Regions from separate parts of the Mus musculus genome. Here region 1 is linked to region 2. A link is a loop called in an ENCODE intact Hi-C map of the cell type or tissue named here. Cell type or tissue: left cerebral cortex. All regions are shown on one strand. Each heading gives the region's core, and the rest is flanking DNA. Links, peaks and the distances in the headings are about the cores only.

Region 1 (16,615 bases), core at 3,584-11,583, 230 kb after region 2:
GGCAGTTTCTCAAAAAGTTAAAGATAGACCTACCCTGTGATCCAGAAATGCTACTCCTAGCTCTGTCCCCAAGAGAACTGAAACATATGTTCCAAAAACAACTCAATATCACAGAAACTTTAAAGGCATAAAACACAAATATTAGTTAACAACATAATGGGTAAGCAAAATGAGATCTACACAGACAGTGGAATAGTATTCAGCTATAAAAAAGAACCTTACCAACCTTGAAAACACTATGCTACGTGACAGACCCCTGAGATATTGAGAGATTTGATTTTTATGACTTCTGTAGATTTATATGGAATAAGCTCATAAAGGCCAAAGAGCAGATCAGTGATTTCAGGTAACTGAAAAGAAACGGAAAGTGGGGAGCCCAGAGTAATTCGCAAGGTGTAAAGAATGTTCTGGAATCAGAAGTGATAGTCACACAACGCTGCCAATGTGTTAAAGTCACCGGCACTCACTCACTAATGTACTCACGATGGAGATGTGTGTTGTACGTGAACATCACCTTATAATGTAAATTTAGAATGTGAAATAAAATGGACAAGTGTGGTTATGTCCGCCCTGGAGATAACAGGGTCCTGAAACTTGAGAGCTTTTCTGTTCATCCATGAATGAGGAAGCTAAACCACACCCTGAAAGGCTGAGGAGCTCTGGTGGCTCTGAAGTCAGCACTGTTAACTCTAAGCCAGAAAAGCACATTAGCAGAGTAACGCTCACATAGCAAAGACCTGCAGAAACAAGCAACACTGGCGTGTGTTTGCCTCAGGAGGACATTTCTTTTCTTTTGCTTTTTTTCTTTTTCTTTTTTCTTTTTGTTTTTCGAGACAGAGTTTCTCTGTATAGCCCTGTAGCCCTGGCTGTCCTGGAACTCACTTTGTAGACCAGGCTGGCCTCGAACTCAGAAATCCGCCTGCCTCTGCCTCTCTAGTGCTGGGATTAAAGGTGGGTGCCACCATGCCCAGCTCAGGACATTTCTAAATTGGGGGTGGCAGTGAAAAATCAGAAGGGTCCAGTACATGCACATCCCAGTTCTTAGAGGCTCTTCAAATGAAAAACGCTGCCCGGTGCAGCAGCATAAGATAGCCTGAGGATCGAAGCTGCCTGCTTCTGTTTCTCTAGCCTGTGTTTCTTCCAGCAGTGTAGCAAATATTTACTCCTGGTGGCAATATGAGACTCTGTTACTATGCACTTTTCTTTAGAAAAAAAAATTTATTTAACTTTGTAGTAACATTTGGAACCCTGGGTATGGTAAATTTCCAGAGCTGGGGCCTTTCTGCAGATCCCCAAGAAGTCGGACTGCATTTCTGCTTGTCTTCCTATGACTCAGCAGAGAAGTCAGAGTGAGAAGTGGAGAGAAGCAGACAGCATTAAATATTATCATGACAACTGTGTGTGTGTGTGTGTGTGTGTGTGTGTGTGTGTGTGTGTGTGTGTTGGGCCAGGCAGTGGTAGTGCAGATTTAATACCAGTCCTCGGTGAGGCAGAGGTAGGCAGATCTCTGAGTTTGAAGCCAGCCTGGTCTACAGAGCAAGTTCAAGGACAGCCAAAGCAACATAGAGAAACAGTCTCAAAAAACCAGAGATAGATAGATAGATAGATAGATAGATAGATAGATAGATAGATAGATAGGGTAAGCATAATAAATAAATAAAATGTGTTGGTCATGGCACAATAACTGGATACCCATGCTGCGGTTTGCAGCGCGGTGACTGCAGGATGGACGCTTTTAGATGCATTTGCCCTGGCCTACTGAGTACCCAGCACTCCTCAGGACTTTTTCTTTTTGTTTGACTTCTCTTATCCCTCCCTCTGTTCCCTTCTCTTTTATTTACTTTCTTCTCTTCTCAGTACTGAGGGGTTGAACCCAGAACTCCCCTCGCCAAGCAAACACTCTCTCCCTGAGCCACACCAAGGGCTCCTGTTAGTTCTTCAGCATTTCTGTACTCCAACACCCTTTTGACATTTGGCTTCACCATAGACACTCTCCCAAGTACAGGCGGGAATGGTCATAACTGCTGGGGTCCAGCATGAAGTAAACAGATATCACACAATTGCCCATTTCAAGGCTATCACAAAACACAAACCCAGAAGCTTTGGCGCTTGCGCACCCACAATCTCGGGAGGGTCTGTGACCAGTCCTCCTGGTTATAATACCTTCTTTCTTGGAGCAGGGTCAAGTTTCCGCATCATCTAGAACCTTCTCTCTCTTGAGGCACTAGTCTAGCCAGCTCTGGGTTTTTGTTTTTTTTTTTCCACCCCATTGAGTCACGTGCTCCGGCGCCATGCTTTAATACATTCGGATTCTCTATAGGGAACTCTAGAGAGCTCCACATGTATGGCAGGCAAGGATGGCAGAAGAGCCATGAGTTGAGTTAAATACAGTCCTTCTGATCGTCAGAAAGGGAGCCAAGCAGCTGCACTTGCTCCCAACTCTAACCAAACACTCTGCTCCAGCTCTGTTTATTAGCTGTCTCCTCAACCCGATCAGTGGCAGAGGTGATGAAATCGGAGGCAGATTTCACTGTCAGGCAGCTGGGTCACCATCCCCAGGGTCTTGTTGTCATGCTGCATTCTTAAAGTGACCATGGCTGCTTGGGTTGCTACTTTCCAACAGGCTGAGAGATCACCGAATAGTTAACCGGTGGAAAAAGAAGGACAGGGCTGTGGCTTGCAGAAAACACATAGAGAAGCAGCTTTGAAAAATCCCAAGGTGGCTGAGTAGCAAGAACATGGCCCCTGCTGCGGGCAGCTGTGAGCGCGAGGGGCAGCCTGAGGGCTGGAAATCAAATCTCTGGCCCGGGCTGGTGCCTCTCCCATGAGGCTCTGCCAGGAGAGGCAAAAAACCCTAAACACTACAAAATGAAAAAAAAAGCCTCCATCCTGGTAGAGGGAGGTTACCATGTTATCTTTTGTATCCTTAACGCTATCAAGGAGGGATGGATTGGGGGAGGGAGGGAGGGAGGGAGGGAGGGAGGGAGGGAGAGAGAGAGAGAGAGAGAGAGAGAGAGAACAGGGTGACTTATTTAATAGGTGTGATCCTCAGGGCCCCTTACCTGGAACCGCCTCATGTCCCTTGGGTTTCCCGCTGTTTTCAAACAATTCTGATTGCACTTCAGGAAAAATTTTAAAAAGAATCTGTGAAGAGAAAGCAATGTGTTAGTTTTTTTTTTTTTCCAGTAAACATTTTTAAACGAGAGACTCTATCTGTGTTCTATTAGATTTGATTTGAGGAGGAAAAAAAAAATAGGTGATTGTGTTTCAGGTCTGGGGAATTTCAACCAGCCATGCCTGGGAGAGGAACATTGCTGACCCTCTGTAATTTGCAAATTTGAATGTTTTCGATGGCAAGCTCAGAGCCCCCTTGCTCCATCACGGTGGGGGGTTGTTAAGCGGTTCCCAATCTGGGCTCTGGTCCGCACACCCACCCACCTTCAGTCTGCAAAAGAGGCCTCTGAATACAGCAGTGGCCCCTGCTGGACAGAAAGTATCACTCTGGGTTAAAAATGACAGGACAAGGCTCAGAACCTATGACATTCCTCGTGTCTGTACCTTTGGTTGGCCACACAATACCTTTATGCTCACACCTAAAGGTGGTCTCAGAGTTTCCCACGACATGTGCAGAAATAATAAAATACTATATAATTATCTAAAGCTCAAGTCCACCGGGCCAGGATACCCCAGGCATTCATGATTAATAGCAAATAGGAAACGGCCCCTCAGTCCCTCCAGAGACGATCCAGACTAACTCAAATCACAATCTGTGGTTATTGTTTGTAAGACATGATTTTTCTTTTTTGAAGCCCATATTCCATTAAATGATCTGTGTCATTGCAAAACTGGGCATCTCGCTCGAGCCACACAGTTGCACCAATCAAGAAATATGGCAAAAGGAACCTTTGCAGGAATTTGCTTCATTCCTATTTTAAAATTTTTTTGTTTCAAAATAAATAAGTTTTTCATTTATTTCACTTGCAGAGTCCTTTAAAAAAAAAATCCAGCTTTTGCAGTGCTGAAGTCCCAGGTGAGCTAGGCCTATTTCCCTTTCTGTTACTATGACAACGAAATTTTACCGCAGTCCCAAGGTCCCTTCAGAACTCTCGCATCTACGCCTTGAATTAGAACTTTAAAGGAAAAGATATACATTTTCCCCAGGATTTACCAATAAAAATAAGTAGAAATGAACCAGTCTTAAGAAAATTCTGTTTTAAAAGCACGGGTTGGTGAGAGGCTCTTGACATGACCTTCTGCCTGTTTTGTTGTTTTGTTTTTTGCTTAAAAAAAAAAAAAACAACCACACAAAAGAATTTGAAAGCACTCCAATTAACTGTATGTTTCACACACACACACAAAGCCAATGAGAAGATGCCAGTAAGGTAACAGACCGAGGGGGAGAGTTGATCTCTTAATCTCTGCTAAAAACACTGGGCAACACACTCCCAACCCTATCTATGAATAAGGTTGGATTCAAATTTGGAAATGACGGTTAAATTTTTTCCATTATTTAACATCTGGTTTGGGCTTGTCTCTAGGGCTATCTTGTATGGGGTATGTGGGAGGTCAGACATGACTTTCTGTGTCATGGCGGTGAGGGGGTGTTGATCAAAATTCTCCAGAAGGACCACGCAAAGAAATCAGTTCATTGCTGTGCACAGGATGGACCGCTTATAACCTGCCCCAGCTTTCAGGAGTGCAGGGGATGTCTGCTTGGGCTCACTTGGGTGGGCTTAGGAGGGAGGCAGGCTTTTGTTTAAGTCGAGACTGAAAGCAAGCATTTTTGTTCTGGGTGGAGAAATGCATCCCTTATAGTCACCAGCCATGAGCACTCACAAACCCTCAGAGCTGCTTCCGAGGATCTACTATGGTCTTGCCTTGCTCGCTGGAGCCTCTTTCCAAACAAGACGCCCACAGCTACCCCACACCATATCTGCTCCCCAACACACACACCTGCCAGAGGTCATTTACATTTTTCCCCATGTCAAAGCCAGGTTGAGTGCATCTTCTCATTTGCTCCTTGGTTTTTGAAGTTTTGCCTTTTCAACAACTGGGCTCCAGAAAATGTGTTCTGCGTGCCCCGTGCGCACTTCCCTCTCCTCCCCCACTCCTGTTCCAAAATAAGATCTGGTGAAAGCATTAATGTTCACCGAGCCATTACTACGGGGACGGTGTGGTAGGTGGAAAAGTGTGAAAGAGATAAATGTTTACATAAAATCCAGTTGATTTAGGGAAACACTCTGCCTGGTGAAAGGCTTTATTCATTTTAAATTAGAACCCTAAACAGTTCTTCGGACGGAAAACACCCAATTTTGATTCTCTTGCTTGTCTGAGGGCTGTTTGTAACCTATATAGCAGACCCCTGCATACCAAGGATGTAGCATTTGGCTCACAAAGGGGGAGAAAGAAGCAGTGGAAGAGAGGAGTGGGGGGATGGGGAAATGTTACATTATTAAATATATAACTGCTAAATGGATAACACTGGAAGTGCTGCTGTGGATGTTTTTATATGTGAATTTAAAAATTAATTAAAAGAAATTCTAAGGCTTACAAACATGGTCAAATCTTCTCTCAATATTTTACTGATGACTTCTGTCATACATAAACACACATACACATGCGTGCGCGCGCACATACCACATGTATACACACAGAGATGCACACACACACATACCACATTCTCTCTCTCACTCTCTCTCTCTCTCTCTCTCTCTCTCACACACACACACACATAGACCACATGTGCACACATACAGATACACACACATGCACACACACACCCTTTTCCCAATCGCTTGGTGCAAAACTCTTCATGATCCATATCATTCATTAGCCACAGAGTAACTTGCAAGGAACAGATTCTCTCAGAATCCCCTGAGTCTTGATCCCTCCAAAACCAGAGGTGCCTGGAGAATGTCAGCCCTCTCTATTCAGAAACAGAACCCCCCCCCACAAATTCCAAGATTCAGACCAAATGTGCTGATTCTCCTCAGAATGGGAGTGGTTTCCACTTTTTCTAAACAACAGTGACTTCATGAATATTATAAGCACTTAGCATGCTGCAGTTTGCCAGCCTTCTGACTACATTCCTAACTAGTGAACCCAAACAACAGCAAGGGTAGCCTTGCTTTTGCAGAAAGAGGTTAGGAGATGTGGGGTCAATGAGTGGACTCCAGAGCCTGGCATTCCAGCCGGATTCCTAGATCACTGGGGCAGTGCCCTGTCCCAGAAGGCTTTGCTCCACTCTAACAAATACGTGCTAGAATTGAGCTAGCCTTGACCTTGTGACTAGACCCCTCCCGCCTTTCCTGGGCCTTAGTTTCTCTGACTGTTTAAGGAAATGTTTAACTGGATTAATCTGGTGTTCATTGCAATATCCATGTTCTATGATAGGGAAAATTAAATAAAGGGCAGAAGTGAGAGCCTTCCAGAAAGAGCCGCTTTGAGGTAAGAAAATACTGATAACAAAAGAAAAGAAATAAAACAGTCATTAAAGTCCACTGTGATGTAGAGAAATTTAAAATCCATGAGTTGTCCGTGTCTGGAATTTTCCATTTCATATTTTTGGGGCCACAACTGATCATGGGTAATTGATACCCAAAAAAAGTGAGGCCATAGAGAAAGAGATACTATATTGTACTTGGTATACAGGGCATCATTTTAAGTCTCAAAACAATTCTCTCCGAGAAGAATCATCTCATGAGTCACAGAAAGGAAGGCCCCAGGTATTTGAGGAAACTATCAGGGATCAGTGTGGACATAAAATTGGAACCTGGTTCTCTCTGGCAACCAGCGCCATCTGGTGCTCTCTGTTCCTTACACAGTGGTGATGGCTCCATCATCACCAGCAAATACTTTAAAAAAAAAATTTCAAAGGGTCAGCATCATAATAGGTAAATTACATCTCAATAAAGCAAATTTTCTCTCTCTAGAAGGCCATCTACTTAAGGGGGGGAGGAGAATAAATAAATGAACAGGGTAATGAGGAAGGAGGAATCTGGTACCCTCCCATGAAGGTACACTATACCCAAGAAGAAAACATTAGGCCAAAGATGGTCACCAAGGAAAACACCCTTGACTTTGAAAACCTCTGCTGGTTCTGTTTCTTGTCTCGTTGATTAAGTGTGTTCTGGATGCCACCAAAGGTCACACACAGCAGCAAAGGTCTTGACCTTGTGAAGCACACAACCAAACTACTCAGAATGTGCTTTTACTCCAGGGTCTCAAATGATTCTAGAAACATCTAGACATGAGTCCAAATAAGATCAAAGCTTATTACATGGTATTCAAGGAAATATGCCTTCTCCTTCCCAATCTCTGGGATATTGGGATATTCTGCATTGTTTAAGAACACGATGACATTCTCAGATGGCTTAAACTTGCCTTGACCCATCTTGAATAGAAATTGAATTTCAAACTATTGTACAACAGAGGTCAAAGCTAATGCCTAATGGTTGAGGCAGATGCACCACAAAATCACAGGGAAGACAACTATTGGGCATCCTTTTCAGACTCCAGGACTCTGAGCTCATATTTGAGGATCCCAGGCACTGTCCTGCCTCTCGGGGTTTATGGAAGAGACTGTTCAGTGTACCTCCAATTTTAAAATCTAAGATCTAATTCTTTCTTTAAATTTTCTAATACCAAGCCTTGTCAGTCACCCATCACAGAAGACTCAGGAAAAACCATGTACAGCTGTGCACACCAAGGAGATGCACATGAGTAACAGCTGTCATCACACAGAACTATGCCTCATGTAAAATAACTCCCTTTGAAGCTTCATTCCTGACTCCCTTCAAACAGGAAAGTCTAACTTTGTATGTTCTCAGATTCTGTCATGACATAACCATGTCTCATATGCTATAGACAAGATAATGCCACACGTGCTCAAAAGGCCAAGCGCAATGATGCTATACCTACTGCATAGCCACAAAAGCAGGCAGAGTCTCTAAGCTGAGCCAAATGTCTGGCTACTGTATTCTCATAGATCATGTGGATATATAAAGGGATGTGCCCATGGATTTGTGAGGAAGATACCTTTTTTATCTGGATTAGCTATCAAAACCTTTTAAAAGTCCACTAAATTAAAATTCAGTTGTTTTTCATTGTTCATGTGTGATCCAAGAAAGACAATAGCCCCTTTCCTTTAATGCATTTCAGCTACTAAATGTATGGATGGCCACACCAGATGGCAGAGTGCCAAGGAAAAGGGATGGACGGGTCCTCTCTTCTCCGAGAACTTTTCCATATAGTCTCCTCTTTCAGGAGATCTAGCAATCGAGTCTCTAGTTTCAAGGTGAGAAGCTGTGCTGGATGGACACATGGACCCCGTTGTTAGTGCTGAGAAAGCCTTCGTGGGGTTGGCTTACCCTTGTGACTAGCGAAAAACACCAGAGTGCTCTCCCTAATCTTGATCTTTAGTGTCTTTTCTGAGCCTTCCAGCATTTAAAAGAAGGCTATATCTTGGGCTGGAGAGATGGCTCAGCGATTAAGAGCACTGACTGCTCTTCCTGAGGTCCTGAGTTCAATTCCCAGCGACCACATGGTGGCTCACAACCATCTGTAATGGGGATCTAATGCCCCCTTCTGGTGTGTCTGAAGACAGCAACAATGTACTCACATACATGAAATAAATACATTTTTTTAAAAAAATAAAGGCTATGTCTTTAATCAATCATCAACCATTCAATTAATCAATCAATCAATAAGTAAATGCCTCCAAAAGACTCCAAATTTAAGACACATAAGGCCCAGCCTTGGCCTGAAGAGAAAGTAACCTTGAGAAGTCTGATCCCTAAGGAGTCCACCCAGGGCCCTGGAGCTTTAAGGACCCAGTGAGAACTCTTGACAGCTGGCAAGAGAGACTGAATAGCCAAGCTCCCAATGGTCTCTTGTTACCTCCAGAAACAAGCTGCGGGTATAGCATGGGAGAGGTTGGTATTTGAGGTTTTCCTAAGCAAGGCCGAAGCAGCTAGCAAGAAGGCCCAACAAGACTCATGGGCAGGGTGGATAGAAAGTTCTGACTGACTGGCTTGAATGGCCATCTGATAATTTCCTTATCGGTGGATGGCGAAATGGTTAGGGACAATGATAAGGAGGGATGGTTGCAGACATTTTTTTGTAAGCTGATATTCTATCGTCTCCATTTAATTTAAAAAGAAAAGACATTTAAACTATAACCATGATATATGAGCAGAGAGAACTATCTCTGTTCGTCTCAGACCTTTTATTTGTTTTGTTTTTTGTTCTTTTGCTTTTTTGGGGTTTGTTTGTTTGTTTGTTTTTCGAGACAAGGTTTCTCTGTGTAGCCCTGGCTGTCCTGGAACTCACTCTGTAGACCAGGCTGACCTCGAACTCAGAAATCTGCCTGACTCTGCCTCCTAAGTACTGCGATTAAAGGCGTGCACCACCACTGCCCGGCATTCTCAGACTTTCTTAAAGAAGAAAACATATTATCGCTAACACGAATTTACCTGGATTATTTCAGTAAAAGGCAACTGGGATTTGAAAATTTTTAAAATTTGAGACAAGGTTTCACTATGTAGTTCTGGATAGCCTGGAATGTATTATGTATATCAGGCTGGTCTTGAATTCACAGAGATCCATCTGCCTGAGTTTCCGACGTGCTGATTAAAGGTGTGTGCCCTCACACTGGGGCAACAGAAATATTTTTAAGCAACAATTTTTCTTGCTTCCAACTACCGTTAATCTCCCTAGGCCCTCTTGACTCAAAGTCTATGCTGACAGTAATAATAATGGCCTGTCACATCACTTGCCGTGTGTGGTTTCATTACATCCTTGTGACTTGGAACAGGCACCTTAATGTCCTGGTTCTATGGAAAAACTCAAAACTTCTCTAAACTTACCAGATTAATTATCCAAGGTGAAAACATTCGTCTGTGGAAGAGTGGGTAGAGAGCCAAGCTCCAGTCTCTCTGACTCTTAGCAAATTGTTACTCCATGGGGAGTTTGTTCAAGCTCCTAACACATTGCCAAGCAGCTCTTCGCTTTTGGGACATGCGCCCCATAGGTCTCCATGGGGACCATCATGTCAATTTCTTCTGGAAGCAAGTGTGAAGTCACTTCTCTCTTTGCAAAACCAAACGAGCACATAAACAAAAAGTGCTTATTGTTTCTATCAGGGTCTGGAAAGCTCTGGAGCCCCAGTGGTGACACTGGAGTGTGTAGAAGAAAATGGGAGCTCCATCAAACACTTAGAAGACATCTCAAGAATTCAAATAGGATGTAAGCATGGCCCCCAAGAGCTGCAGGGCCCTGGAGAAAACCTGGAAAGCTCCTCAATCGAATGAGGACGATTCAGACCATTTGTTCGCCAAACTTCATGGAGGAAGAAGGCAGAAATCAGTGAGTGGTACATGGGATGCTGACGACGATCTTAGAAAACACTAAACTTGAGTTTTAAGTAATTAAGAGAAAGGATGCTCTTTGAGGGTTGAGATTTTTAAACAGACCAAACAACTACTTCCTTTGACAGTTGATAACTCCCAGGTCATGTGTGGCAGCTAAAGGGGAGCCCTTACCAAGCCTCTGTCATGTGACTTCAAGGCCACTGTGAATGGCAGTGTGATTATTATTGCTTAATATTCATCACAAAATTAGGGACTGTCAAAGGCCAGCATTTGCTATCTGTGTAAAATGTCTGGGTAAGTGTCCGGCATGCAGTGAGGTGGCATCCTTTGCTAGGCACATTTCTATTCCTCTCCTCTGTGTTGTGCCTTCCACTCCCATGATACTTGTGGGGGAACATATATGTGTGCATGTAGGGGCCAGAGGAACATATAAGGGTGCATACAGGGGCCAGAGGTCAATGATGATGTTTATCTTCAATCAATTCCTATCTTGCTTTTTGAGACAGGGTCTCTCCTTGTCATCGTGGTCTCCACATAGGTGTGGTGGCTCGTTTGTAAGCACTAGGTATCCTCCTGACACCACCTCCCAACACCAGCATCACACTAGGATTACATGCCTGCATAAACGCACATTCAGATCACATGCACGTGCTAGCACACCTGGTTCTTTCATGGGTTCTAAAGCTCCATTTTAAATCCTCATCTTTGCAAGCATTTTTCCCTGCTGAGCCCTCTCCCCACTCTATTTTAAAACATCAGGACTCTACAGGGGTTGCCACAAAGTTAGATTTGGTTTCCCTCAGGACAGGGTGCCCCTCAACCCTCACATGTACTCTCTACTTGAACTTCCCTCAATTGTTGGGGGACATATTAAAAAGGAAAAAAAAACAGCAACGAATTAATCCAGTCCAACAGGATTGCAGGAGACAACCAACAAGCGGTGGCTGGTGAAAGTCTTCCACACTGCAACAAACCTGGTCATGACTCAGAGTCCACGCATAGCTCCTAGCTGGCAACACGCCCTCAGGATCATTTTCCATTCCTTGTGTACTTCAGTGACAAGCTCCTGGCATTTCAGTTTGGCCATAGATCTCTGCTCCTCAACGTGGTGCCTCCTGGGTAGGATCTGTTGTATTCATTTAGGCACCAGGAGGCAGGACTTCCCAGCACTGTGTAAATCTGACTCCCTTATCGATAGACTTTATTTCAAAGCCATTTCCCGATGCCTTCCAAAGGGTCTCCCACAGCCTCAGTGGCAAACAACTGACTGTGCACAAAGCCACTAAGCGGTAAAAGCAGGGGGCCTCACCTCTTCTCACTGCCCTCTTAATCCTGACCAGGTAACAACACACTTTGGCTGCTCAAGACCAGGCTTCTACACGGAACATTTGTGTTGTACTCCATATCCAGTCTCATTCCATTATTCAGCACCATGGGAAAAAACATCTCTCAGGACAAGTCTCTGGTTTTACACTCAGATCAAAATCCGACGCCATTAGTGAAACTGATGACAGAGTTCTTTGGATTTGAATTGGAAAAGACCCTAAGAATGAGTTTGTCATTTTAGTTGTCTCTGACTGTGTCTCTGGGGATCCTGGAAACGTACTTAGATCTGTCTTTTTCCTTTATCATTTTTTTTTTTAATTCTAGTGCTGGGAATCAAACCCTGGACCTTGCGACTGCTATGCCAAGCATTCTACCACTGAGCCATACCCCAATCTTTCTTTAATTTTCAAACCAGGACTTCTTCCTTTACCCTGTCCCTTTCTTTCCCTTCTCACCACCGAAAGGAAAAAGAACCCAGTAAAACCAAATCACCTACACACTTGCGACACACACACACACACACACACACACACACACACACACACTGAGACTTCAGAGTGAGGATACAAATCTATTTTTTTCCCTACTATGACTCCTTGGATGAAGGAGAGAAATGAAGTTATTAGCCAGTCATCGGCTTAATGGGTCCTCAGCCCCAGTCCCCGTCAATCCAGGCTTCCCCTCCCCTTCCCCTCTGGTTCTCTGCCCTCCCAGCTAAACTCATCTCTGCTAGGCTGAGCAGTGAACACCGATTACACCGGGAGCCCTTTGCTGCTGCCTGGTCCACTGGTTTTTACTGTTTTGCCAGATGGTTGAGGCCAGTGTGTAAAACTCTCTACCCTACCATTAATTCATAACTCAGTAATAACTTTCCCACGACTCCGGGAAATTGAAATGAAGTGCAAATGTGAAGATTTGGAAAGGGAATCAAGGTTGGACAGCTATTTTACACCTGCCAGATTTGATACCAGGGAGACAAAAAAAATAGCCCTGTTTCAGTAGACTGGAATGTACCTCTCCTTAAACCAAAGGCAGCGAGGAAGCTCGCACTACAGGAGACAGTGAGGAAGAGAGCTGAGTGGGTACTGGTCTCCTAGCGCCGCTCTCCCGCCCAGGTCTTTAGTGTATACCTATGGCACCTACGAGTCCACTCAATAGTGACCTTGAGCATCTCTGTAACAAGAGGCTCATCTGACAGATTCAGAGATTAGCAGATACGAGTGCATCCTCTGGCTAAGACAGGACACCATCCAATGTTTGTTAGCGTCATTAAACTAAAACTGACTTTTCACCTGCTCCCATACCATATGCAGCTGCAAATTTTTAAATTAAACTATGAAGCCATGCATAAATTTACATATATTACAGACTAGCCTCTCCATTTAACATGCAAATGTACTCCAATGTTTCAGAACACCTTCTGTCGCTAATTAATTTGCTGAATTATAATTAGACTAATCCTGCATAATTAATAAGCACAGATTTTTTTTTAATTTGTAAGCAGCTTGAGGAGATCATTCACTTCCTTCTATAAACTGCTAAGTAAGTGTTAAAAAAAATCTGGAAGGAACATGTGTGAAAAGGTATGTTTGATGTCGCATACAAACTCAAACTAGCATGGAGGATGCAGAAGTCGGTATTGATAATGGTACGTATTTGAAGCCAGCACTCGAACAATCAAAAAAAAAAAATCACACCCAGAGGATGGGGGCTAAGACTCCCTTTGTCTCCTTGTATATAGTGTTTCATTCTTTGCTGTCTATCCGTCGGATCTTCCAAGATCAGAGAGGCGGGAGAGGATTAAAGTAACCGTATGTTGTATTAGATGAGATAATGCTATTAACACTGTACTGTATATCAAAACACTCTGTGCATGCTGGGGGCTTAGAAGCCTCTTTGATGGTATTTGGAATCATTTTCATTTTGGCTGCCAAAAACACCCGAGATCCGTCTAGTGGAAACAATTAAGTTCCATTAGTACTGTATCCATTTGGTGATGATTACAATGAAGGGCCCCCCCCCCTTCCATGCAGGAAAGTCGAGTCTAGAAAAGAAAATCCAAAACTACCAGTCTAGAAAAGAAAACCCAAATTAGGCATCTGTGCACTTGAACACGTAAAACTGTAGAGTTTTATGACAAAGCAGGAAACTTCATCTTGGTCCCTGACTCCACAGAAGTCATGCTCAGGAGAGCTCAAGGCCTAGAAAGAGAACATATTAAACATCCGATGCAAAACAAGGATATGGAAGGCTGAGGCAGGCTGGACTAGTAGTCAGGCAATTTGAAAAAAGACTAGAGAGACAGCCTGGGGAATCCATTGGTGGCCAAGGAAAGGTTAAGAAAGCTTTAGAGAAAAGGAAAAATTCACTGTGGAGAACATGGAATTTGAGTTTTTCACATAGTGAAACAGCATCCGCAGTAACCTAAGGATTGCCTAGCCTGAGATTAGTTGCTGAGGTACACCCGGCTCTCTTGAACTTCTGATCAACTGGCTCTGGCCTGGGTAGGTTTAGACTGGATGCTGTTTTCAACCTGTGGGTCTCAACTACTTTAGGAAGTCAAAAGAACCTCCCTTTCATGGGGGGGGGGGTGGGAGGAGAGAGAGGGGGGTCGCTTAAGATCATCTGAAAACACAGATATTTGTGTTACAATTCGTAACAGTAGCAAACTTACAGTTATGAAATGGCAACGAAAATGATTTTAGGGAGGGGGGCAGGGTCACCACAACTTGAGGAGCTGTTATTGAAGGGTTACAGTAGGAGGAAGGTTGAGAACCACTGGTAGAAGCCAGCACTACCCCTGGCTTGTTCAGAGCTGGGGATGAAAGAGATGTAAAAGTAAGAGATGAATTAGTTTGAGAGTTGAGTCGAGGAAATGAATCTCGGGTTCTCCTCTTGGCCCAGACAGGAAGCCAGGCCCACACTCTTAGGTCAACCCTGCCCGCCCGTATCCATGAAGACCATTTACACCAGGGGCCTCCTCTCCTCATCTGGAGAAAGAGGTTCCATCAGCTACCTCACAGGGCTCTTGAACAACTAACTCGAGTGCAAAAATACATCTTTTGGGAACACTTGGGAAAGGCTGTAACAATTTTCGTGAGCTCAGGGTCCCTACTGCTGAGTAGGCCTTCTGGTCAGTCCTGTTGAAAGAGATTAAATGATTCACCAAAAAATGTTCCTAAAACTTAAACAAAGGTGTCGGGGAAGGGCAGGGAGTGTGCCGCTAATTGTGGCTGCCTGGAAGGAACACTGGTTTAACAATGCTAATAAAAAACAAACAAACAAACAAACAATGCTAATAAAAGACAAAAAGTATCCCTTAAAAAAATTAAAAAACGAGATTCATGAAAACTCATCTGGGTGTGCAGGACTTTCTGTGAACTGTCTCATATGTCATTTTGAAAAACTGGAATCTAGTTTCTTTACAGTTCAGACTAGGAGTGTATCTGGTTTTTTGGATTTTCTTTTTTCTTTTGTTGAAACAGAGAAATGCTTACTGGTTAAACTCAAAGGGTGAAATGTAAGCCCCCGGGCTTCCTCCATGAAGTACTGGCCTGAAGAGTCCTGGGTTCTATGGAGCAGACCTGAGAGTTGAAAAGACTTACAGGGTTCAAGTCCTACCTATGAATGGGCAAGAGGCTTTGTTTAGAGATTTTTTTCCCTTCATCTATGCCCAGTAAATCTTAAATTATATACTCATAGGAGAGAGTATATTCCTCTGAGAAGAAGCCGTCTTGACTATGGAGTTAGCTCCGTGTGCGTCATCCCTGGGCAATTGTTAGAGGGAAGGAGAAACTGAAACTGTGAGGCATCGAAATGCACAGCCATAAAATGGTTAGCTAAAGCCATCACTTCAGCTAATGTGTTTCTCCCCTAAAAGAACTTCCTCAGGAACTTCTCTAATTTTAATTTTTACCAGGAGGGTTTCCTTTCCTGAGCAGGGCTCCTCATTTCTTTATCCTTCCAAGCTGCGCTTCCCCCACCCCGACTTTCCCCAGTTCGCACACTCAGGATGTGCGGTTTTTTTAAGTGGGGTTTTTAAGTGGTGACGACAGCAGTCTCAGCTCATCTGGCGAATCTGACAGCAGGCCTCACCTCCAGCCATAGAGACACATCCACAGTCAGTCTCACCTTCAAGCCAAAAAAGGGAAAAGAGAGAATGTGTGTCCTGACAGGTAGCAGGTGGTACATACGGAATTATCATTGGCCATTAACACCAGGTTGGGTATCACATTAGCCACCTTTAGACTGCATTTGCCAACCACATAAAAATATAGGACCGGGTATTTCAATATTCTGCGGCTCCCTTAGCAAAACAGATTCTTCTATTACTTAGAGGTAACTGGCTTTCATTAAAAAAAAAATTTAACTTTTTTTTTTAAAGAAGAACTAAACCAAGATGATATAAAAGTGAAACTGGGACAAAAATCAGGTCAAGAGTTTGATACAAAAGCATTTGGATATGGCTAATAATATTCTAGAGTGTTGTGAGTTTAGGACTCCATGGTCATATTTAGTCTAATGGGACCCGAGCCCCTCAGCCTGCATGAGATTAGAAGAATCATACGTTTATTTTCCAATTTGTTGTACAAACTTTGCTGGCTCTTGGAACCTCTATTCACTCGGCAGGAATTACCAGCTTTGGGAAGGCTTCCAGACCTTAGTACCAAAGCCAGGAACTTCTTTGCCACGCCATGAGAATGTTTGTCCCGGCTGACTCTTTGTTTTGAAAATGGTCTTTAGTAAGCACACAGAGTACTGGGGTTCACTGTGACAGTTCCGCACTTGTGTTGACACACACACACACACACACACACACACACACACAGAGTTCTTAGTTGTCCCTCCCACTGTCTCTCCCTGACTCCCTCTCCCCTTTCCTCCCCAAAGCCAAACTTCAGCTTCGGGCCATGGGTCTC
Region 2 (16,615 bases), core at 3,496-11,495:
TCCCGCGGTGCGGACTGGAGCCCAGAGTCAAGCAGTAGTTCCGTGAAGCAGCAAAGCACCTTCACCCGCTGAGCCATTTCCCTGGCCCAGCCTTCGCAATATACAGACTACACTCTACATTTCTTTAGATCAACCAAGTGTCTTCTGAAACTTAAATATACGCGTTTGAATTGTTACAGCATTGCCATAACTGGGAAGCTAGCTCTAGGGAAAACAATTTAGATAATGAAAATAAAAGATGTTTAGGTTCTGGCTGGAATCACTCCCGCCCTGGACTGTTCAAGCCTGGCCTCATCTCTTTTGTTAACAAAAGTAAGGGAGGAGTGGCCTGGGGAGACAGATCAGTGGGTAAAGTCCTTGTTTCCTGAGCACTAGTATCTGGGTTTGTCCCCTCTGTACTCACATACAAAGCCAGGAATGGCAGTAGGAGCCTGTAATTCCAGCACTGGGGAGCAGAGACCAAAGGGCCCCTGGTCCCCATTGGCTGGTCAGCTTAGCCAAACCAGTGAGATCTAGGTCCTGTGTCAAAAACCAAGATGGACAGTATCCTAAGGAATGTCCCTGAGGTTGACCTCTGACCTCCACATATCTCTCTCTCTCTCTCTCTCTCTCTCTCTCTCTCTCTCTCTCTCTCTCACACACACACACACACACACACACACACACACAGCACTTTACTAACCATCTACTCCACATTTTTAATTCCAGTGCTATTATAGAAAGTACGGGGAAATATATTGTGTGAAATGGCCCCTGGCTCTAGCAGCAAAAAACACCATAGAGTGAGGAAGATTGTATCTAGGTTCAATTTTAGGCATGCCACCTATCAGCAACATGGTGTGGGACGAGCTACTTGGACATTCCCAGTCCTTATCTGTGAATTAGGAAGATTAGCACCAACTGAGAAGACTGTTGTGACAATTTAATGAAAAACAACAACAACAACAAAAAGCTCCCAAACAAAAACAGCTGCCTCACAAAGAATGAGAGCTGTTTGCAAGATGAAGAGGGGTCTAAGGCTTTAAAGGCCCTTCCAGTCACAAGGTTGCATTGCAGACCCAGCCCTAAGGGATTCAAGTCCAGAAAGAGATCACTAGAAACTTTTGTTAGGGCAAAACCTTGTTCTAATGCCCCTGCCTCCCTGGTTTAGGGTGTTTCCGCCTCCCTTTTCGGGGAGTATATGCTGTGTATGGTTCTGAAACCTGTGAGCGGGAGCCATTGCTGGAAGGAAAAGATGAGAGAGGGCCGGCCGACCGGCATCTCCACATTGCTGAATTATGTATCGCTCTTCCTGGGGAACAGCGATTGCTTCTTGCCCTGTTGAAGGTGGATTGGATTTGGCTCTGTCCCCATGCTGTTCGGGAGCTTATTCTAATAAGAACAACTTAATATTGCACCTGAACAGTGAAGCTTTCTCATCCCTCTAGGACATTCCCCGATTTATACCTTGGGCGGGCGCAGCCTTCCTGATTACTTCAGATGAGGAAACTGAGTTAGGCTCCCTAGGAGGGCTCCGGTGAATAATCTTAGGATTGACATTTAAATTCAATCAGCTTTTTTTTTTTATTTTCTTTTATTGTGATTTTTTTTTTTCTGCATTTGTCAAGGGCCAGACCCTGTGTGCCAGATACCTTCATGACCATTATTACATTGAATCCTTAAAATAACCTCACGAGACAAGGTTCCTATTATAAACTTATTTAAAAGATTTGGGAGCTGAAGAAAAGCTGGGAACTTGCCTAAGGTCATGGAGGTAGCATACATTAGGGAACAAGATTTCAAAATGGCTTGCTTTTTAAATCCATACTCACTCTTAGCATGCTGCATTGCTATAGTGTGAACAGTTGGCAGCCACCTTCCTCTCTCCCTCCCTCCCTCCCTCCCTCCCTCCCTCCCTCCCTTCCTCCCCTCCTGCCCCCCCTGCACTCCATTCATATTATCATGTCATATCGGTTATATTGAATAATTGTAGTATTTTATATATGTATACCATGAACTCTGATCATATTCAGCCCTCCGTTACCATCTCTTGTTCTTCCTTCCCACTGGCTTCTTCCTCTCTGCAAGCAGCACCCATCCTCCCTCCATGTCCTATTGTATCAGTTGATGTAGAGATGCTGCGTGCAAGAGAAACCATTGAATACTTTCCAGGATTGTTCTGTTTAACCCAATGATCTCCAGTTCTACCCAACTCCATTGTGGCTGAATGAAACTTCACTGTGCATATAGACATTTTCTTTTATTGCGTTTTAACGTCTATACATTTTTATTATTTTGTGTGAATGGGTGTCTTGCCTACACATATAACTGTACACCACCTCTGTGCCTGGCACCCTCAGAGGCCAGAAGAGGGCCTGGGATCCCTTGGGACTAGGGTTATAGATGGTTGTCAGCTGCCATGTAGGTGTTGGGAGTCAAACCGAGGTCCTTGGGAAGAGCAGCCAGTGTTCCTAACTGTTGAGCCAGCTCTATAGTCCCATACATACATTTTTCTTCTAAATTCATTTCTTGATGGGCACCTAGGCTGGTTCTATAACTTGGCTATTGTGAACTCCCCTCTTCCTTTAATCCTTCCATACTTTGTCCCTTCCCAACTCCCTCTCTTCCTTCCCTCTCTTTCTTGCCCCCTTTCTCTCCTTCCTTCCATATTTATAATAACATTATTATCTTGAAGAATACTGTTAATTGGCAATTAGTTACCAATTATTGGAGAAAGAACAAAAGAGATTCTGGACCACATTAACCAAGTTCGTCCTACTAACAACAACTTGAGCTAATTGTGGGAAGCAGGAAGGAGCAGTGTACCCCTATGCTATGTCAGCATGTGTCAGGGCTGCTCAGAACTTTCCAGGCTCATCCCCTGGACCAATCTGTTGTACTAGGCACTGTCATCCCCATATAAGATAGGAGAGGTACCAGGACCCATCTTCAAGTTCTAAAGCTGCAGGGAATGTTAGAGTCAGAAGAGGAGAGGCTGGTCTACACCAAATCTTACTTTCTTATTTTTGTTCTGAACTAGACTTTAGCTTTGCCTAGGAACTTGGGTTAGAGGAGACAGCAATAAAAGAAGCACAAGGGAGTTTGCCTAGTACAAAAATAAGGGATACTCACAACCTTGGAATCTAATTCCTCCCTCCATCAGACCAGAAACTGATCCTAAACAATAGACCCCAAACAAAGAGCAGTCATCTTGTCAGAGCAGAGATCCAGTGAACTGGGCGATGGGATCAAGGAGAGATGGTGCCTGGCAGGATGCTACTGGGCTCTCATGCTTGATGACCTCTCTCTCATCATCCCTTGTGAGGACACCATGCTGCTTTCTATGGCTCCTAAGTGACTGTGGTCCTATAAGCTGTTAAGAAGCCAACATACACCAGGCTCCCATGTTAATGGTGAGGGGATTAGAGAGAAACAAAGCAAGCAAGCATTTGACAGTAAATGACTCGATTGGAAGTGACCAGGAAGGGCCAGAGGGAGTGTACGTTACTCTCTTGTTTATTGACTCTGGTACCACGGAAGAGTCTCTAAACTTGGGCTCGCCTCCGCCATGCTGGCTATAAAACGGGAGATGCCAGTAGCATACGTCTCTTAACACTCAGAGGTGGTGAGCGGTTAATTACTTCATGCCTCAAAAATTCTTCAGGCTCCACAGTGTAGACCAGAGTTTGGAAGGGTTTCCTTCCTCGTCTTTGCAGGGTTTTTCTCTTGCTTTTGGAAAATTAAATGTTAGAGGCAGGGTCAGTGAAGACAAATAAGAGCTAAAAGGCAAAGAAAGGGTTGGGTGGAGAGGAGGCAGGAGGATGCTGCAGGTTCAGAGTGCTTTGCAGCATCTGAGATGAGAGAAGGAGTTTAAAACAGTCTCCTTTTGTATAGTATACTTCAGCCCTTGATGATAGGCATTGTGGGAGGTGGGAGGTATGGTATGCTGACTTCTGGGAAACACTGAGTTTTTGTTGTTGTTGTTGCTCCACACACCCTTTTCTGTTTCTTTCCCTCCTTTTCCTACCACCCTTCTCTCCTCTCTTATGTCACTTTTGTCTACACCCAGAAATAGGGTCCCGTTTGAAAGCTGGACCCACTGGGCCAATGCTGGGGTTCTTTAGGGAGTATTGGAACTCATCTTGTGGGGGTAGCTTTTACCTCTGAGACAACGTGTCAACATCTCTTCTTAGGGATTCCTGGAGCCAAGGCTCAGCTCTCATGGCCAGCTATGTTTGCCTTCAGCTCTCTATCCAGCTTCGTTCCTGTAGGCTGAGGTAGAAAGGAGGACTGTTGCCTTAACCTGCCAACGAGTGGGGAGTGCTTTTTAGCTCCTAGTTGGCCAGCTTTGTGGACAGAATCAAGCCCACCTCTATCCCAGAACCTTAGGAAGCCTGCGTTTTCCAGTACAATCTCTTGCACGGAAAGATTCCAGATATCTCTTTGTTTTATGGTAGTGAGCCAGACAACCCATCAAGGGTCTACAGAGATCTTTGCTTGTTTGGTGTTACCAAAATGCCAAATGCTGTCATGAGGAAGTTTTAGCAAAAACATTTCCAAGCCACCATTATATGCATCTTTGCATCTTAGGAAAAGTAGAGCCTTTGCATGACTAATGACCTAGAACTTTTGTGCCCCATTGGACCATCAGAGGCAATACCAAGGGGACAAAGGTATGGTGAGAGGGGCTGTCAAGGATGGTAGACATCCATTTGGATCCATATGACAGGAATGGCTTCTCATTACGAACATGACATAAGGGGATTTCTGTTGGGAGCTGCGGACTAGCAAAGTTTTTCTCATCAGGCATAAAACATGTTCATTAAACCGCTTTCTGTTTTTTTTTTTTTTTTTTTTTTGTATCATAGAAATATTCTGAACAGCATGTCATAAGAAATCAAAGCTGGCTGCCCACAGGCTCCAAGTTAGAAAGTCTCCCCCTCACCCAAAGCCTAGTGACTAAGCACCGGCCGACAGGACCCGGGTGCTAAGATTGCCAGAAAATGAAGCACTTGACCTTTGGTGTTTGTTTTGCAACTCTCAAAGAACAAGAGGGAAGTTTTCTGAAATGTGTGCTTCAGGGTGCAGTGATGAAACCATTGTTGGCTTCCATTAAAAAATCCTGTTCCACTGGAGAGCAGAAAACTATTTCCTTTTGATTACCACAAATGATGGGAGGCTTGGCTAATGCCTGACAGAGCCAGGTAGCAAGTTTCTGCATCCTTGCTAGCAGGAGCCAGCATTCTCCTGGAGGAACACTCAGTCAATTCTTTGGGTTAAGCCAGACTTAGCCCAGCATTTGGAAGATGGAGGAGGAGGTAGAAACCAAGGCTTGAAATAAATATTCCCCCCACCCCCCTGTTACTTCAAAAAACCCTAATGCCTTTCTCTGCTAGAAAACGTTGATCAGAAAAGAGCATTCTGAAGGGGGTGGGGGACTAGGCAGGACTTGGAGGAGAGATCGAAGGAGGGTTGGCATATGTAAACACAGCACTCATGAATGAAATTCTGAAAGAAAAGGGGTGAGAGGGGGAGAGAAGATTTTAAGATGAGTTAGGAAGAAATATTTGGGTGAAAATAAAGGAACTAGATAAAAGATCAATTAACTCACCAGAGATGGTTAAAACAAAACAAAACAAAACAAAACCAAACCAATGGAAATGAAGCTATCTGGAGGATTTACATTTAGACCTTAATAAAAACAGCCGTGAGTAGGGCTTCGAAGGACAGCCCCATGATGATGACCAGCTGAGCTCCTGAGTGAAAGAACACAGAGTTTTCATGTTGTGTAGAAGGTGTCTGAATTTAGCTAAGACTCTTTCTTGTTCAGGTTATGGGTTAGCCATGAGAGCGCTGCCTCACATAGTGGTATCTGGCCCCGGGGCAGGGGGCACTGCTCTAACATGCTAGAGAGAATGAGCTTATAGAGAAAGGGTTGACTTGGGCCTTAGAGGTCCAGGTCCATGGTTGCTAACGGCACCGTCAGGGACTGTGTGGTGATGAAAACCACTCACTTCATTTCCAGGGAGCAGGAAGAGGAAGGAGCAGACTACAGATCTGGGAGAAAGCAAAAGGCTTCTTCAATCCCAGACCCGCAATGACCCTGAGAAAGTAGTCGCACAGACCCAGAGCCCGAGCTCTTACTGCCTTGCTGACATCTGACATGACATCTAGAACCAGGGTAAGAGTGACCAAGTGCCTGGGAATTTTCTCCAGTCTGCGGTGGGACCTTCCACCTTCCCCTGCGGATATGAGAAGGCCTGCCTTCCAGAGATGACCTGGACTGGGCAGGTTCTTGGTGTAGGGGAGTATAGGAAGGCAGGCTCCTTGAAAACGCTTCTCCAGTTGGTTCTGCAGGTGGTGTGCAGTGTGAGCACTGAACACCTCGAGGAGGAGGGCAGAGGGAAATAATTAGGAATGGGGCGTCCTCCCCAATGCTTCCAGGGCAACTTCGCTATTTCACCTTGGGACACAGGTTAATGTGGTTTTCCAACCATCTGCACAGTGCAACCCAAGCCGGCCCTTTAAGTACTCAGTGCTCATCTAGACAGCAGATAACAGCATCTCAGGAGATACCTCAAGGTAATAGACTTCATTTAGAGAGAGGAGGAGAAAAAAATGAGAAAGTCTAACTAACTTTGAAGTGTTGATATGGAACCATAGTGTAAAGTTATATTACCTTTTCCCCCTGAATCCTAGTTGGATAGACCCCAGCTAATATGAGGCAAGAGTACAGTCCTGCTTCATAGTCCTTAGGGACCTTAGAGGCCCTGAAGGGACCACGTCTTTCAGGCAGCGCCCTGGATTGAGGTCAGCAATCCAAGAACCCAGAGAGGCAGAGCGGGTTGCTTTGCTCCTTGGAAATAGAAAGAAAAGAGAGAAAGAGAGAGAGAAAAAACCCACATGGCTGCATTGTCTAAGCTTGTGCAACTGTGGATGCTACTGCGTTCCTGGGTACATCTACATACCCGTGATTACGTGCATGCCCCTTCACTTAGGAAAATAATGAATGCAACTTGAGCTAAGAAGTCCTTAACTCTTGGGTTCTGTTTCCAGCACTTTTTGACTTTATAGAATGACTTGTGCCGGACACTCACACATGCTGCTTACCTGCTGCTCCCGAGTGCTATGAGTAAAGGCTAATAAAGTATAATCACAACGTCCTAAAAATGTCAAGTCAGTGCCCCTTGGGCCTCCCGTAACTATTCTCATCTGCAAAATGGAGCTGGTAACTGTGCACCCAGGCTTCCTAGCACAGATGTTGGGAGGCTGAGCTACAGAACATCTGTAAAGCAGTTTTAGACTTCGGAACGTGGGAACGATAAATGACCATAACAGCTATTTATCATGCAAGAGGGGATGGCGATATGTTCTATAATTCAAGCCCCACTCCTCTCGTCTTCTAGAAATGGTTTTTCCCGAGACTGAGGCAGGCCATCAGTCGATGCTCACGAGTACAAAATGCAGGGAAAAGAAGGGATTGTGTTCTAAAACCATGGCACCCTGAGTGAAAGTTAACTCTTGGGAAGGACGTGATCTGCACGCAGTGGCATCTCTATGCTGGATGAAGGATGGCGCGCTCGCTACTGCTGAGTTATATGCGGGAGTGAAGGTCAGCCTGAGGACCAGCCTGGAGGTGGTCTCAACTGGAAAAGTGCTTGGGAACTTTTAGCAGGTCAGGGGTGACCTAGCAGGAAAGGGCTTCAGACGATGGCAAGTACATCATGAGTGAACACCGAAGAATGCAGCAAGGTTAGCTTAGCTCCCAGCACTTCATGGAAAATCAACTAGCTAGCATCTTGATGTGTGTGGGTGTCCAAGGAGAGGCAAAACAGCCATCCATGTTCCAAGTCAAGTGAATGACATTGGGGACAGCATTCTCTGAAAGAGATTCCTTTTCCTTTTCCCTCCAGGGTCTATTGTCTTCAAATAAATGCAAAGTAAACATGTTTTTGTTTTTGTTTTTCAAATTCAATGTCTATGCCTCAAGCACCAGAATGAGAATGGGCTCTGTCTGTCCTTCAGGGGCTGCCAGTATCGTAAAGACTCTTCCACAATTGGTTACTCAGGTTAAAATAACTGCCCCTCACTTTCTCCCCCCACCTCCCACTGACGTCATCAGAAGGTCAACATCACTCTCCTAAGAATCCCTTTCCTCTCTGCAGAACCTTCCAAAGTCCCTCCAGTAGAGATCCCCCTGATGCCTACAGGTTGTCTATTGGCTGCCATTGTCCTTGCCCTGCCATTACTCCTTGCTGCCACACGGTGCCACTGTTGAATATGGGCGCAGACCAGAGTGGCTCCTTTGGGGAGGGTAAATCCAGCTCACTCCCTTCCCCAAATTGAGCCCCAAAATTCCCTTCTAACTCTTCCCCCTGGTTTGTCTGGCAGCCTCAAGGGACGAGTCAGTTGGGTCTGTACACACAAGTCCTCCTCTCCACTCTGATCTGCACCAGGTGGGTCCCTGATGGGCTCATAGAGACTGTCCTTGAACCCCAGAAACAACAGGACTTCTTACCAGTCTCTCCATCCACTCCTCTACTCTCTTTAACACACGTCTTGAACTTAGGATGTCTTCGACCTAACTCACTCAAAGTAATGGCTCTCCTTTTCCATTGACAGAAACATTTCGCTATATAAGGAGTGAGTCACCTCTGAGTCAAAGAAAAGTAGGACAAGAATGACCTCCAGGAGTCTACCTGCTTAGTGCAGGGAAGACATGGGCTACATCTTCAGGAGTGCCTACAAAGGAGTACATTAACTTAGTCAAGGAGGATTACAAAGGGGGAGTGGTTGGGGCCGTGATGAAGGAAAGGGACCCAGTGGGGAAGGCACTTAGCTGCTAAAGGATTTTGACAGTTGAATGTAGTGGGGAAAGGGTATTGCAGGCAGAGAACATAAAGATGGCGCACAGACACAGGAAAGTATGTGCTGTAATGGGAATACAGCAGCCATCTCAGTTATGCGGACTTTTCTGCCCTATAATGTGGGGGCTATGAAGAGGAAAGATGAGAGAGAGTCCAGGGCTGGGTCTGAAATACCTTGCTGAAGAGTGCAGTCATCTTCCATACCCTTGGAGGATTTGTTCTGAGCCTTTCAGTAGATGCCTAAAATAGCACATAGCATCAATCTCTGTATTTGCTATCTTCTTTTTGTATGCCCACCATTGCCCCACACTGGTTCATCATCCTTATGCATTTCATTCTCAGGCGCCCGCTTTGTACCACTGCTCTTGTGTTTTGGGGGGGGAAAAGATTACTTGAATACAAACACTGCATCATGAACAATCAATATGGTAACCCAGATAGCTGAGAGATGATTAACAGTCAAATAGTGTATACAGCATGCAAATGTTGAACAAAGTGATCACTCATATGTCAAGCAGGATGGAGCAGAATGATGTGAGATTTCATAAGCTCTAAAAACACAATTTAAAACATACATATCATTTATTTCTGGAATCTTCCAAGTAGTATTTCCAGACTCTGGCAGACTATGGTAGCTGAGATCATGGTTAAGAAGGGACTACCAAAGCCGGGCGTGGTGGCGCACGCCTTTAATCCCAGCACTTGAGAGGCAGAGGCAGGCGGATTTCTGAGTTCGAGGCCGGCCTGGTTTACAGAGTGAGTTCCAGGACAGCTAAGGCTACACAGAGAAACCCTGTCTCGAAAAAACCAAAAAAAAAAAAAAAAAAAAAAAAAAAAAAAAAAAAAAAAAAGGGACTACCAGGCAAATGAAAATCATGGACACCCATCTATTCTTTTCAGGGTACCACATCACTTGATGAGTTCAAATAAAGAATGGCCCATTCAAGGAACAAAGATAACAGTTGAAAACAAAAGTTGAAGTTGAACATAGCAACACGTGCGTGCAATCCTCAGCACTTGGGAGGCAGAGGCAGGTGGATCTCTGTGAGTTCCAGCTTGGTCTACATACTGAGTTCCAGGACAGCCAGGGCTATATAGAGATACCTTGTCTCAAAAAAAAAAAAAAATAAAATAAAATAAAAAAAAGAAAGCAAAGTTTAAATGGAATTGCCTTAATGTAGATTAATCGTTAATTTTATTTGAGAAAAAGCAAAACCAAATGTCCAGAGAACACAGTCAAGCATATAGATTTGGGTGACTCGGGATGTTTGTGGAATTTCAATAAACCACCGAATTAATAAGTCTACTCACCCCCGTTAATTTATTTTTGAGTTGTGTAAACAGTCACTACTTCAGTGTGATGTCCTTGAGACGAATCTTTTCAGTTTTCAGAAAGAGACATTTAGAAGAAAATGACACAAATATTTCCTTCCTCAAAACACCTTGTTGAAGTTTCTCCAGGGACCTAAGCAGATGACTTGGAAGTTCCTTAACTCTTGAAATGAAAGGCCTGTTCATGAAAGAGAAGCTGAGTGCCAAAGATGGGCTGGTTCTCATACTCACACTAGACAGGAGTGAAAATGGTCTCAGGTAAAAAACGTTCTTTATCCCTGCTTCCTGGCACACAGCTGCCTCACATTCAGATGCACCCAGAGTCAAAGACAGCAGCCATTAGAAAAATTAAAACCCCATTGACAGTGCCTTGTAAAGAGTCTTAAAAGTGAAGACTTTATCAGCAAGAAAGGTAGCATCTTTTGCTTGTATCATTTGGTAATCTGTATGTCTCTGCCTCCATCTCTCTGTGTCTGTGTCTGTGTCTGTGTCTGTGTCTGTGTCTGTGTCTGTGTCTGTGTCTGTGTCTGTGTCTGTCTGTCTGTCTCTCTTTCTTTCTGTCTCTCTCCTCTGTGCATGTTTGGATGGGTGCACATCTGAGCATGTGGAGGCTAGGGGACAACTTCAAGTATTGTTCCTCATGTGTTTCCCACCTTCTCTTTTTGAGACAGTGTCTCTCACAGGCCTGAGATGATTTGTGTAGGATGTCTGGCCATCCACCAACCCCAGGGATCACCATTCTCTCCTCCGCTCTGGGATCGCCACAGTGTGGCCTTTCTCTTGTCCCTATTCAGTTTGTTTTTTGAGACAGATGGATAACCTGTAACTTGTTACATAGACTAATCTGGCCTCAGACTCAGAGATCTGCCTGACTTTGATGCCCATGGCCTGGAACTAGGGGTGTGTGCCATACCTCGACTTTTTATAAGGGTTTTTTGGGGGAGGGGAAGGTGTGTGTGTGTGTGTGTGTGTGTGTGTGTGTGTGTGTGTGTGTCAAACTCAGGTTTTCATGCTAGCCAGACAATCGCCTCACAACAAAGCTACCTCCGGAGCCCCTGAGAAACTGTTTTCTAAACGTTTTCTTCAGCCAGCATCTCTTTTACTCCTCGTGGTTATCCCGTGAAGAAAGACAAACAGTCTTAATTGTGCTCACAGCAGACATAAGCGAGGTACTGAGTGGGAATCGGCCTTATGCTTGTGAGCCAGGAAAGGCTTGGAGCCCAGGACTCTCCAAGCTCACCTGGACATGTGCTTCCCGCAGCTTCTCAGCTGTCCCACCAGATTGCCACTCTATTGGATGGAATTGTTTTCTTGGGGTGGGGATTGTATCTTAACTGCCTTATTATGCTTTTAAAGTACTCTTCGTTCAACAGGTGTCAAGCAAATGCCAATTAAATAAACATACTAAACCTTGATGTCTAAACAGCCTCTAAATTGGGGGCTTAAAGCTTTTTGAGGCCTCATACCATCTTCTTTATTTTAAAAAAGTAAAAATAAAAGTAAGCAATCTATTTGTTTGTGAAGATTTATTTTGTATATTTTATTCATATGTGTGTGGATGTGTTAGTGAGAGTAGAGTGTATGCCACATATGTGCAGTTGCACACAGAAACCCGGAGAGGGCATCTGATCCCTGGAGTTGGAATTGCAGATAATTATGTCTCCCATGTGGGTTCTGGGAGTCAAACTAGGGGCTAAGAGAAGTAAGCACCCTTGACCACTGAGCCATCTCTCCAATCCCAGCCTTCAGTTTCCTAATCTGACCATTAACGAAGAGTTCATTTCACTTCTTGGATTGTTCAGAAATAAGTATTGAGGGCTTTGTAGAATCTGAGAGTTACTCACAGGATACACAGCAGAAGCTAATGGATGAGGAAGACAATTGGGTCTCTTGTTTACCCGCCTGTTCCTTCTGGCTCATGGGTTTTAAAGTGACCTTTCCTTGTGAGATCGGGAAATGAATAGTCTTTTCTTTTTTTCACCCAGAACTGGTGTTTCCTGAAGTCAGTGAACATGTGTCTTTTGACAAATGAGTTGCAGGAGTGTTGACCTAGCCTTGAAGAATGCTTCTGTCCCATGGCTCTTCACACACACACACACACACACACACACACACACACACACACACAGAGCCATGTTTGACTTGGTGCACATTTAGATGTAGAGAAGATGGATCTCTATATAACTGCAAAGTGGCAAGGCTTTCATGTTTTGTGCTTTATTTTGTTTGTTTTACTTTTCTTTGGGTTGTTGTCTTATTGATAAACTATGCTGGTGTGTCAAGATCTGGAGAGCTTGTTATGGGGCTGAGTGAGACTCTAATCAGTGTCCCCAGTAGTTGCTGCCCCGACATCATCTTCAACCTTGTGTTGTACCAAACACCTACATGGCCTCTACAGTTCTGTCAACATTAATTAATTAATATTTTTAATAGAATGTACTATGTACATTACGGGAAGGTTAGAATGACCAGAAAGAGGGAAATCGTGTGAACATTTGTGAGCATTTTGCTCTTGTTGTTTCGCTAGGCACAGATGCTGAGGGCTTCCATACATGGTTATCACTGAGCAGTGTAAATAAAGGTTAGATTGCTGTCAGAAACTTGCATTTGGACCCAAGAGTCACAAACAAAAAATAAGTCCTTGCTCAATTATGGTGTAGCTACAACTGAGAGGAAGGGTGATTGACTATCTTCACTCTGTGATAGAGGGATCTCAGCATACCAGGGTCTTAGCAAGAAGCACTGGGTAAAAGCTAATGGTCCAAACTTCAGGAAAGTGAAAGGGGCTTGAGCTTCCCATCAGCCCTTTCACAGGATGCTGTGAGCCATTTATGTGAAGTTGCCCCACGTGAAAGGAATTAATTCAAAGTTCACCGGAGGAGAAAGAGGCAGGGAGGTCCGGGAAAGAACTACTTCTACATTAGCGGTCAGGATATCACAGACCCTAGACAGGATGGAACAAGACTGTATAGCAAAGAAGATGTGCCTGTAAGGGGAACCTTGGAGTGGAGGGAAAGACAACAGTGCAGAACTCTTAGTAATAAGCTTGATTCTGGAGTCTTGTCATCTGGAAGCACGTTCGAGTAACCGTTGAGGTTTGTCAGAGACTGTGAAGAGCTGTGTAGTTCCTGTGGGCTAAATGTCCATGTGATCAGCTACAAGCTCGGCTTTCTTTAGTTCCCATCACCCTTACACCAGAATCGGTGTTCCTTGTCTAACGGATCCTCTCTAGCAATCCACCATTCCATCTGGCGTCCACGTTACAGGAAATCCAGCTTGCTATTGCGGAGATTCGGTAAGCTTTGATAATAGCAAACACCTATGCTCTATCATCCCCAATTAAAAAGCAAATCAACATGGAGAAAGATGAGAGGTTGTCTTCTGTTGAGTTCTGTAACACAGTCAGGATAACCCGGAGGCTGACTGCCTAAATCATCTCAGCAGAAAAGTGTGTGGCTGCTCAGAGCCCAGTGGGTGAAGACTCTGATCACCTTTCTGTGAGTTTCTGACTTCTAGTCTTATGACTCACAGAGTCAGTGAGGCCACGTCGGCTCAGAGTATACATGCACAGACTGAATATCATAGCATGCAATTTCCGGTAAATTAACTACCCTCACCTCCCACCCCCAGCCGTGGAACTAACTTGTTTGTTCAAAGTAAATTCTCCGAAGGCTGTCTCCGCGTTTACAGACTCCAGGTCTGCAGAGAGCAGCTGACGACTACCAAGCCACTCAAGTAAGGGTTTCCCCAGTGTTCTCTGGGAATCAGCGCTTCATCCAGGAGAGGCCTCGTCAGACAATTAGCCGTTACCTCCTATTGTCTCTTCCTTTACACAGAAGAAACTAAGTGCGGGTTTTCCTTACATTTCTCCACAGATTGAGAGCATCCACACAAGTGCACAAGAAGGTGAGAGGTTGGGAAAGCCAAAGTGGAACCAAATGTGGAGGTGACTGTCGATGTCAGGGAATGGAATCCCAGGAGGGAGAGCAGAGGTGCGGCCAGGGACAGTGTAACCTGCTGAGCGCAGCTGTGGGCTCCACACAGGGACTAAAGAACGGACGGGGTTTGCTTTAGAGTTTTTAGCCCCTGGACAGACTTGTGTGAGCACATTGATTCTTTACAGAGCCCTTAATTTCTATGTGCGTCAGCACAGTGGAGTGTGTTTCAGACACCGCAGGGGATCCGGTCTCTCTCAACAGAAGTTTTAGTCCAGTCCAGGGTCTTATTTTTCTCTTTGCAAGAAGAATGTTGTGTGGTCTTCCAACAGAGTGGATTTAGCTCATGAATTCCCGCTCTGCACAGAGGTGAGGATTCGGCCGCTCACATGCGTTTCCAACCTTGACCTGTAGGGTTCTTTGTCGCCGTGCGGCAGAGTCTTTTCATATTAATACCAATTTATCATTATTCCCGTTAAATGCCTTTTTTTTTCTTGGTCTGAGAGAAAGAGACAGAAAACATCTGCATATCCAGGAATATTAGCTACAGTTGGTGTCTCAAGTGAGAATCAATCTGACAGCCCCATTTGTTATATCTGGGTAGGCTTTATTATGTAGACTCCTGCATTTGAACTTTTTCCCCCTGCAAGAACTGAAAAGAGTCTCTAATGTATTCATATCATGTTTTAAAAACAACGTTTTTGAAGTAGGGAAGGGGATAGCAACTGTAGATAACATTTCCGTTCTAATAAGAGAGGCCGAATGTTAGCCAAATTTGGAACAACAGCAAGGCAGACCCTTGAGTAGAGGAGTTACTAGCTCCAGAGCCTTAAGGTGCTTATTTCCAGCTGTGCTCTTCGTCCGTGGTGTTTGGTTAGACTTGGAGTGATTGCTTTTGCTTTCCTGTGTTTACGTCACCTTTTCCATACTAATAGGCTAATAACTCGGGCCTTTTTGAGCGCAGTGTCATAATGCTGGCCACTGATGCTAAGGCAGGCCATTGTTAAACCAAGACACCATCCCCCACACTCATACCTCCAGATCTACTCCTTCCCAGCTATTAGTAAATCTGCCACCCAGGGCTTAGTAAGCTCCGTACTTAGTAAGTAAGCAAGTAAGTGACATAGTTATGGCAGATGGTCAAAGAGCTGGGTAACTGTGCTCATTGTCAGGTGGCCCTGACCTTGGGACATAGTTCCATCACTGATGCCCGACAACAACATAGAGGACAACCTGGGTGTTTTCTTCTTCCTCCTGCTTTCCCTGCAGCATTTCATAGATGGGTCTTAGGTCTCAGCACCAGGAAATGGGAAATAAAACAGGACTCCAGTTCTGAGGACCGGGTGGTCAGCCCGCAGTTGTTCATGGGACTCTGTGAAAGTCCAATAAGTTTATTGTTTTATGTCAACATGTTTTAGCATTTCCCAGGTGAGTAATCTTCTAGAAAGCCTCTTGCTTGCTGTAGATTTGATTTTTAAAGCACTCCAGAGCGGCAGTGCTCATATTTCCATGTCAATTAAAATAAAAACGTGTGAATTACGGCACTCACAGGCCTTGTCAGATGTAAATAGAATTGTGATTTTTTCCCCCTGCTCCTTTGTGAGTGCCTCTGTCAAATTTCTCTGGGTCTCTATCGCTTTCCCTTAGGGCCCCGACTTACCTATTCTTGACTGCTTGCCTTCGGTTCATTACATTTCTTGTCCTGTTATTTGAGCACCTTTTCATTCATTCATTCATTCATTCATTCATTCATTCACTCATTCATTCATTTATTCACCCATTCGTTAGTTCAGTCATTTGCTTTTCAGCTGAAACATACTGACTCACAAGTCTCTTCCCTGACTTCCCTGTCTCATGTCCTTTAATCTAGAGGAGAGAGATGCAGTCTGTCAAAGGGAACGATAAGGGTAGACTAAAAAATGTGAGAGAGATCCAAGCCGAGGTCTCTGGGTTTGACGGGTGAAAGATGAAGAGATACCCATGAAACGGAGACTCACATCTCATAGGAAATGTAATATTTTATTCTCACTATTAGACAATACAACACTGAAAGTGAAGCTTTCTTCCACAGAGACACCAAGCTGAGAGAAAAGCGCTCGTTTAGAATTCTGGAGATCAGTCAAGGTTCTCAGCATCTTCACATAAGCCCACCAAATCAGGAAGGGATTCCAGATATGAGGACCAGAAAGTTGGCAGCTTTTTGCAAACTTATCTGTACTTCCCATGCCATGTCACCGAGAAGAGACATCCTTTACCAGGTAACCTCTCTTTGAGCAGAAACAAAAAGCGAACCATGTTCAGTGTTCCGTCCATTCTGGAAAATGTGTCTACGTTGTCTGACTCCGAAGCTAACAGGACTTGTAGTCACTGCAAGCCGTGTGGTCCCAGCGGCACACGGGGATTGCATTTGCACAGGCAGATGCCCTCAGTAGCAAGAGATTAAAGGCTTTCAAGAAGCATGTAAGGGAATCTGAGAGGACCTAAAGCACAAGTCATGCCCAG

The links. Hi-C counts contacts between places; a loop is a spot of excess contacts. Peaks named below come from ENCODE experiments on the same cell type or tissue, not always from the same donor. Only the 100,000 strongest peaks of a DNase experiment are listed, where the experiment ranks them.
Region 1: a loop joins it to region 2, with 10 times the contacts of the local background. A loop is called at or near these places in 10 of 42 quality-filtered maps.

The regions. Positions count from the first base shown.
Region 1 is chr14:67,358,222-67,374,836 of GRCm38, reverse strand. Ebf2 (early B cell factor 2) reads right to left here. Exons shown (of 16, transcript NM_001360202.1): 7 at 3,063-3,144. All of the region lies in intron 3 of 4930438E09Rik (RIKEN cDNA 4930438E09 gene), which reads left to right. Among named protein-coding and RNA genes, the nearest start is that of 4930438E09Rik, 31 kb to the left of the region's middle. In left cerebral cortex, for the core only: a CTCF peak has its summit at 6,801 (motif pointing left); a DNase peak (open chromatin) is centred at 6,773.
Region 2 is chr14:67,591,548-67,608,162 of GRCm38, reverse strand. No RefSeq gene overlaps it. Among named protein-coding and RNA genes, the nearest start is that of Gm24981, 33 kb to the right of the region's middle. In left cerebral cortex, for the core only: a CTCF peak has its summit at 8,245; a DNase peak (open chromatin) is centred at 8,239.